Regions from separate parts of the Homo sapiens genome. Here region 2 is linked to region 1. The links are chromatin loops, found by intact Hi-C in ENCODE. Cell type or tissue: mesothelial cell of epicardium. All regions are shown on one strand. Links, peaks and the distances in the headings refer to the core of each region. The heading gives the core; the rest is flanking DNA. Region 1 overlaps GALNTL6 (polypeptide N-acetylgalactosaminyltransferase like 6). Region 2 overlaps LINC01612 (long intergenic non-protein coding RNA 1612).

Region 1 (4,396 bases), core at 271-4,270:
TAGGTATTTTATTCTTTTTGTAGCAATTGTACATGAAAGTTCATTCATGATTTGGGTCTCTGCTTGTTGGTTCTGGGTGTATAGGAATGCTTGTGAGTTTTGCACATTGATTTTGTATCCTAAGACTTTGATGAAGTTGCTTATCAGCTTAAGAAGCTTTTGGGCTGAGATGATGGGATTTTCTAGATATAGAATCATGTCATATGCAAACAAAGACAATTTGCTTACAGTCTTCCTATATGAATGCCTTTTACTTCTTTCTCTTGCCTGATTCCCCTGGCGGGAAGTTCCAATACTATGTTGAATAGGAGTGGTGAGAGAGGGCATTCTGAAATCTGCCAGTTTTCAAAGGGAATGCTTCCAGCTTTTGTTCATTCAGTATATTGGCTGTGGTTTTGTCATAAATGGCTCTTATTATTTTGAGGTATGTTCCTTCAATACCTAGTTTATTGAGAATTTTTAATATAAAGAGATGGTGAATTTTATTGAAGGCTTTTTCTGCATCTATTGAGATAATGATGTGGTTTTGTCTTTCGTTCTGTTTGTGTGATAACTTACATTTATTGATTTGTATAAGTTGAACCAGCCTTGCATTGAGGATGAAGCTGACTTGATCGTGGTGGATAAGCTTTTTAATGTGCTACTGGATTCAGTTTGACAGTACTTTATTAAGGATTTTTGCATCAATGTTCAGCAGGGATATTGGCCTGAAGTTTTCTTTTTTTGTTGTATCTCTGCCAGGTTTTGGTAGCAGGATGAATTTGGCCCCATAAAATGAATTAGGGAGGAGTCCCTCCTAATCAATTATTTGCAATAGCTTCAGAAGAAATGGTACCAGCTCTTCTTTGTACCTCTGGTAGAATTCAGCTGTAAATCCATCTGGTCCTGGGATTTTTTTGGTTGGTGGCTATTTGTTACAGCCTCAATTTCAGAATTCATTATTGGTCTATTCACGGATTCACCTTCTTCGTATTTCAGTCTTGGGAGGATGTATGTGTTCAGGAATTTAACCATTTCTTCCAGATTTTGTAGTTTATTTGCATAGTGGTGTTTATAGTATTCTCTGTATGTTGTTTGTATTTCTGTGGGGTCAGTGGTGATATCCCCTTTATCACATTTTATTGTGTCTATTCAGTTATTCTCTCTTTTTTTTTTCTTTACTAGTCTAGCTAGTGGTCTATTTTATTAATTTAAAAAAAAAAAAAAAAACCCAGCTCCTGGATTCATTTATTTTTTTGAAAGGTTTTTTGTGTCTCTGTTTCCTTCAGTTCTGCTCTGATCTTAGTTATTTCTTGTCTTCTGCTAGTTTTGGGGTTGGTTTGCTCTTGGTTCTCTAGCTCTTTCAGTTGTCATGTTACAATATCAATTTGAGATCTTTCTAGATTTTTGATGTGGGTATTTAGTGCTATAAATTTTCCTCTTAACACTGCTTTAGCTGCATCTCAGAGATTCTGGTATGTTGTTTCTTTGTTCTAATTAGTTTCAAATAACTTCTTGATTTCTGCCTTAATTTCATTATTCACCCAAGAGTCATTCAGGAGCAGGTTGCTCAGTTTCCATGTAGTTGGGTGGTTCTCAGTGAGTTTCTTAATCTTGAGTTTTAATTTGATTGTGCTTTGTTCTGCTTGACTGCTTGTCATGCTTTCAGTTCTTTTGCATTTGCTAAGGAGGAGTGTTTTACTTCCAGTTATGTGGCCAATTTTAGAATAAATGCCAAGTGGTACCAAGAAGAATTTATATTCTGCTGTTTTTGGGTGGAGAGTTCTGTAGATATCTATCAGGTCTATTTGATCCAGAGCTGAGTTCAAGTCCTGAATATATTTGTTGATATTCTGTCTCAGTGATCTAATATTGACAGTAGGGTGTTAAAATATCCCACTATTATCCTGTGGGAGTCTAAGTCTCTTTGTAGGTCTCTAAGAATTTGTTTTATGAATCTGGGTGCTCCTGTATTGGGTGCATGTATATTTAGTATAGTTCTTTTTGTTGAATTGAACCATTTACTATTATGTAATGCCTTTGTCTTTTTTTCATCTTTGTTAATTTAAGGCTGTTTTGTCAGTAATTAGGATTGCAGCCCATGCTTTTTTGGCTTTCCATTTGCTTGGTAAATTTTCCTCCCTCCTTTAATTTTGAGCTTATGTATGTCTTGGCACGTGAGATGGGTCTCTTAACTACAGCATGCCAATGGGTCTTGACTCTTTATCCAGCTTGCCATTCTGTGTCTTTTTAATTGGGGTATTTAGTGCATTTTCATTTAAGGTTAATATTATTATGCATAAATTTGATCCTGTCATCATGATACTAGCTGGCTATTTTGCAGACTTATTAATGTAGTTGCTTCATAGTGTCATTGGTGTGTGTACTTCAGTGTCTTTTTGTAGTGGCTAGTAACAGTTTTTCCTTTCCATATTCAGTGCTTCCTTCAGGAGCTCTTGAAAGGCAGGCCTGGCAGTGACTAATTCCTTCAGCATTTGCTTGTCTGAAAAGGGTTTTATTTCTGTTTCACTTATGAAGCTTAGTTTGGCCAGATATGAAATTCTGGGCTGGAAAATCTTTTCTTTAAGAATGTTGAATGTTAGTTCCCCAATCTCTTCTGGCTTCTAGGGTCCTACTGAGATGTCCACTGTTAGTCTGATGGGCTTCGCTTTATAGGCGACCTCACCTTTCTCTCTGGTTACCCTTAACATTTTTTTTCCTTCATTTCAACCTTGGAGTTTATGTGCCTTGTGGTTGATCTTCTTATGGATTATCCTACTGAGCTTCTCTGGACTTCCTGAATTTGAATGTTGTCCTGTTATGCTAGGTGAGGGAATTCGCCTGGATGGTATCGTGAAGTTTGTTTTCCAACTTGGTTCTGTTCTACCCGTCTCTTTCAAGTTCTCCAATTTGTTGTTGGTTCAGTCTTTTTATATAATCCATGGTTCTCACCGATTTTGTCTGCTAGTCTTATTTCAGCAAGATAGTCTTCAAGCTCTGAGATTCTTTCCTACATTTGGTCTATTCAGCTATTGATACTTGTGGTTGCACTGTGAAGTTCTCATGTCGTGTTTTTCAGCTCCATCAGGTCATTTATGTTCCTCTCTAAACTGGTTATTCTGGTTAACAGCTCCTGTAATGTTTTATCATGGTTCTTAGCTTCTTTGCTTTGGGTCAGAACATACTCCTGTAGCTCAAAGAAGTTTGTTACTACCCACCTTCTGAAGCCTACTTCTGTCAATTCATCCATCTCAGCTTCTGTCCAGTTTTGTGCCCTTGGTGGACAGGTATTGCGATCATTTGGAGAAGAGGCACTCTGGCTTTTTGAGTTTTTGGCATTTTTTTGTTGATTATTTCTCTTTTCTTTTCTTTTTTTGAGATGGAGTTTGCTCTGTCACCCAGGCTGGAGTGAGTGGCCCGATCTCAGCTCACTGCAAGTTCCGCCTCCCGGGTTCACGCCATTCTCCTGCCTCAGCCTCCCAAGTAGCTGGGACTACAGGCACCTGCCACCACGCCCAGCTAATTTTTTTGTATTTTTAGTAGAGACGGGGTTTCACCATGTTAGCCAGGATGGTCTAGATCTCCTGACCTCATGATCCACCCGCCTCGGCCTCCCAAAGTGCTGGGATTACAGGCATGAGCCACCACGCCCGGCCAATTATTTCTCATATTCACCACTTATCTACCTTCAATCTTTGAGGCTGCTGACCTTTGGGTGGGTTTTTGTGGGGTATTTTTTGTTGATGTTGTTGTTGTTGTTGTTGCTTTTGGTTTGTTTTTCTTTTAACAGTAAGGCCCTTCTTTGCCAGGCTGCTGTGGTTTGCTGGGGTTCCACTCCAGACCCCATTCTCCTGGGTTCCTCCTGCACCTGGAGGCATCACCAGTGAATGCTGAAAAACAGCAAAGATAGCTGCCTGCTACTTCTTCTGGGAGCTCCATCCCAGAGGGGCACCGACCTGATGCTGGCAGGAATGCTCCTGTATAGGGTGCCTAGTGACCCCTGTCGGTGGGGGGTCTCACCCAGTCAGGAGGCAAGGGATCAGGGACTCACTTAATGAAGCACTCTGGCTGCCCATTGGCAGAGAGGATGCACTGTGCTGGGGGTAGTCCCTCTCATCTGGACTGCCTGGACTTTTCAGAGCCAGCATGCAAGAAAGACTAATTTGGCTGAACTGCAGAGACTGCCACTGCCCCTCCACCCAGGTGCTTCATTCCAGGGAGATCAGAGTTCTATCCATAAACCCCTGGCTGGAGTTTCTGAAATTCCCACAGGGAAGCCCTACCTGCTGAGGAGAAATGGATCAGGGTCCCACCTAAAGAAGCAGGCTGGCCACTATCTGCCACAGCCACTGTACTGTGCATATCCTGGGCACCAGCAAGGGAAAATGGCAGACTGGAGCCACAGTGGTTGCAGGCA
Region 2 (4,396 bases), core at 68-4,067, 1.9 Mb after region 1:
TAATGGGTTTTTTTCCCATAAGTAAAATAGAAGACTAGTAAATTTGCTCTTATTTAGGTGAATAGGTAAACAAGTAAAGAATAGTTAGCATTTTGCTATTGTCTGGGGTATTATTACAATGTCTGTATTTAACAAAAGAATACATATGATTAACAACAGTAGCACATGTTTGATGATAGTAAATATTTTAATAAATTTCAGTAATTGCCATAGTTATTAAAGGCAGTCAAATTTTTTTTTTTTTGGTCACCTGTCACCCAGGCTGGAGTGCAGTGGCATGATCTTGGCTCACTGCAACCTCCACCCCCCCGGGGTTCAAGCAATTTTTGTGCCTCAGCCTCCCAAGCCGCTGGGACTACAGGCACACACTACCACATCTGGATAATTTTTTGCATTTTTAGTAAGACGGGGTTTTGCCATGTTGCCCAGGCTGGTTTCGAACTCCTGGCCTCAAGTGATGCACCTGCCTCGGCCTTCCAAAGTGCTGGGATCACAGGGGTGAGCCACCATGCCTGGCCATATTTAGTCAATTTTTTAAATACTGGAAGTCTTACTTTTTCTTCATAGAAAATGATTTCCAGTTTTCTAAACTAGAAATAGTAGTATCTTACCTTACATAACATGTTTTCCAAAATCTTGGTGTAGTTGCTCTCCTGCTTGTATGTAAAAAGTGCCACATTCAACATGAGAGAATAGTCCGTGCTCCTGAAAAGAACATGCAATTTGGATCAAATTTTCTAGTTTTAATTTTCTTAAAAACTACCAGATATGTTTAATTTCCTTGAAAATGTTTATATGTTAAGCAAAATGAAGACTTTTTTGTATTTACGTTACTTTTACTAAGATTTTTTTTTTTTGGTCCAAAAACATTGAGATAATGAATATTTTCTTTCAAACTTCTCATATAATAATAATATTGTATTTTATATTTCTTTCTCAATAGAAATATAAAACACTTCATTTCAGCAATCATTTTAGTAATCCTGATTTAGGTATTGAGAGTCTGTTTTTTAAGAGTCCACTTAGAAATTTGTTAAGATTCTCAAACTGCATTGCATTTATTAAAGTTTATAGCACCCAGCGTCAAACATTTTGCTATATTATTATAGTAATATTAAAGCTGTTTTGGGTGTGCACACAGACATGTGTTGGGGGGGGGTTCTTCAAAGAAGGATAAAACACAGTTACAGGCTGAAATATCTTATAGATAATTGTGTGCTTTCCCATCAGGGAAGAGATAAAACTAGCATAACTATATATATTTGCTGTAAGAGTTGCAGGGATGGTTCATTTCACTGAGGAGGAATATTTTTATCAAAAGTCACATTCCAAAACGGTGTTTATGTAAAATATAGGAAAATTTTAAAATACATTAATTCATTCAAAAAGCACTGAAATTCCCATTTTAAGACTTGTTTGATAACAATGCTGAGAAAAGAAAGATAATTGGAATCTAGAGCACAATTACATTTTTAAGTTAAAATACAATAGATTTATGTTCCCAGTAAATAATGGCAAGAGAGTTAAAAATGAACTCTCATTGAATGAATACACTTGGTTTTACATAACTCTCTATTTTGAATTCATTTTTTTGCCTTGTACTATAAAGCTTAATATGAAGTCATAGCTCAGTCTTTCGGGTTAAGATTTTTTTTTTAAATAAAGAAAAAGTAAATGGCCTCAAATTTACCAGCAGCAAGCAAACAAGGGAAGGGAAGTAGCTTCATGCTGTAAATGTCAAGCAATGGAAACAGAACATAAGTCAGAAATTCAGATTTGTTCGTATTTTAAAATGTATGTATAAACTTTGCATTACATTTGGCATGTTAGGGGTGGTGCTACATAATCAAATACATCAAAATGTTATAGCAAGTGCTGTGAATATTCACAATAGGTATGATAAATAAATACCATGGAATCCAACAAGACACCCAACAGATTCTCATTCTCCAAAAACCTTACTAAAGAAAAAGAGTAGGTTGAAGAAATTCTAAGAATGCTGCTAATGTCCTCCAACTTAGAGAGAGGGTGACTGAGAGCTGAGTAGAAAGACACAGGAAGATATTCGATACTAGAGGTCCCGGAGGATCTGGAGGATCCTGGAGGATCGCACCCCTGGAGGATCTCAGAAAGACAAAAACAGATACTGGAACTTACCACCTTCAGATGGAGAAAATAGATAATATTAATGGAAATAGGTAGTCCCTAGTAGGAGACATTTGTAGGATTTCAGTGAGAAAGCCAAACCCAAATTGTCCAGAACAAGGGTTATAATTCTTTAATCCTTGAACCCTCAGGCTTCAGAAAAGCCGATAGAACAGACAACCAAGCCGTCAAAATGTAGCACCTAAATTAACAATCAAACAACTCTCCAAAACAAAGGAACTATAGCAAAGAGAATTTACCCATACTATGTCATAACAGAAACTTCCAGACAAAGCACTCTGTTAACCAATAACCGAATGAAAATGCATGCCACGGAAACAATGGCAACAGACTACAGTTGAAAAAAAAATTAGCTAGTGAATAACATATGAAGAATCCATCATCAAGAAGACATAACCCAAAGAACAGAACTTATTTCCCACAAGTACTTCACAGTATAAAAGAATTTAGAAGAAAATGAATTCAATAAAAGAACTCAAAGACAAGATGATAAAACAAATTAGGGAAACTGAAGTGCTAAAGGGGAAAAAATGAGAAACAAAAGATTCTATTATTATAGACCTAATACATAAATTAGAAACAGAAGAAAACAAGTTAAAAATTGAAATTACAGCATGGAAAATGTCTTAAAACATGTATAAATGCAGAGAGAAAAAGACAAAAAGCTCAAAGCTAATGAAAAGAAATTGGTGAATATAAATAGCAGATAAATGACATCTATCAATCATTGAAAAATAGGAAAGAAAAGGTATATGGAGAAAGAATACAAAAGTATTTCTTTAAATTTTGAATAAAACTAAATAAAAATTTTAAAATATATCTTCTAATATGAAAGCTGTTGCAGAATAAGCAAGCCAGGTATATTCTCATTAAGTTACTAAATTTTAAAGATGAAGTTAGAATTGTTGAAGCATCCAGGCAGAAAAAGCAAATCAACATTAAAAGAGAAAGAAAAAAACATTTGGCTTCAGACTTGGCTTTTTGAACAGTAACATTCAAAATCTAAATGCATTGGGTGCAAATTTCAGTCCGTATATTAAAGCAATTATTTTCTTTTATAACAACTTAGCTTCTGTTGCAAACTTTGACTTTGTGGTGGAAAGTCAATATTACTGCTTTCCAGGATGCATATGAGTTTCCAGTGACTATGGAATACCTGTGAAACAGAGGAAAACCTCCTCCTGGTCTTGTTCATCCTGTTTCCATGTTGGCTGCCAAAGAGGAAGGCCTATTCTCTCCTGGTCTCTTTCATGGTTCGAGGAGGAAACTAAATCCTGTTGCAGTGGTCCCTTCTATCTGGTTCATTAGAGTCGCTTAATTTAGTGCCTTCTGCAAATGTACCACCACTTCCTTCCTCACATTGGAATACGGAGGACCTCTGTAAGGCCAACATATGATGCAGTGCTAAGTGTTCCATGTCTCTGGGTAATTCTGGTGTGCAGAGGGCTTCTTTTCCCCAACCCTGCAGTGGGAGAAAAGGATGCAAACAGGAACCTTACTCTTATATCATCAACTTTCCCTTTGGACCTGAGATTTTTACAACATAAAAGTCAATACCTTTGAAACCCAAAAGCTTTTCTTTGCTGTTCTGTAGAATCATAAACTCTTCTGAGGCAAGGATTGACAACTGGTTGAAAAGACAGAAGGACAGGAGGGAGAACCACAAGAAAAGTGGAAATATTCATATTTTTTAAAAGTCATGTCCCTTTACATAAGGAAATGTTTTTGTTTTTTGGTTTTGGTTTTGATTTTTTTTTTTTTTTTTTTTTGGTAAAAGACAAAGGGTTTATAAGATCCAAAGAGAAACCAGAGTATGAGGAAATGTTATTGGCTATTCATTAAGCAATTAGTTTGTCCCACAATAAAGGCGCTATCCCATCATTCCTTGCAAGGCTCTTGCTTCTTCCTCGTGACTGTAGAAAGCATGCTAACAGTTCACAGTCTGCTGATTTAATTGTTCCTGAGTCCCAACCCACTCCCTGAGTCTATAAAATCTACCTTCCTAGAACAGTCTTTCAAGCTCTTAGCGAGTAATAAGTAAACATAGTGATTCCTGAAAAGTCTTAATTTAAAATGAAATTAGTTGGCTAGTTTTAGCATTCATTTATTTATCCAGATACTGATTACCGACTTTCTGCAATGTGCTAAGGAAACAACACTGAAAAAAACAAACAAACAAAGCCCTGTATATATATATTCCAGGGAAAGAAACAGAAAATACACAAATGAA

The links. A loop is a pair of places that touch in the nucleus more often than their neighbours do. Peaks named below come from ENCODE experiments on the same cell type or tissue, not always from the same donor. Only the 100,000 strongest peaks of a DNase experiment are listed, where the experiment ranks them.
Region 2: a loop joins it to region 1, with 16 times the contacts of the local background. A loop is called at or near these places in 4 of 110 quality-filtered maps.

The regions. Positions count from the first base shown.
Region 1 is chr4:172,192,820-172,197,215 of GRCh38, reverse strand. All of the region lies in intron 2 of GALNTL6 (polypeptide N-acetylgalactosaminyltransferase like 6), which reads right to left. Among named protein-coding and RNA genes, the nearest start is that of GALNTL6, 380 kb to the right of the region's middle. In mesothelial cell of epicardium, for the core only: no CTCF peak of the experiment used is centred there; no DNase peak of the experiment used is centred there.
Region 2 is chr4:170,272,891-170,277,286 of GRCh38, reverse strand. It overlaps LINC01612 (long intergenic non-protein coding RNA 1612), which reads right to left. Exons shown (of 3, transcript NR_125889.1): 2 at 612-705. Among named protein-coding and RNA genes, the nearest start is that of LINC01612, 48 kb to the right of the region's middle. In mesothelial cell of epicardium, for the core only: no CTCF peak of the experiment used is centred there; no DNase peak of the experiment used is centred there.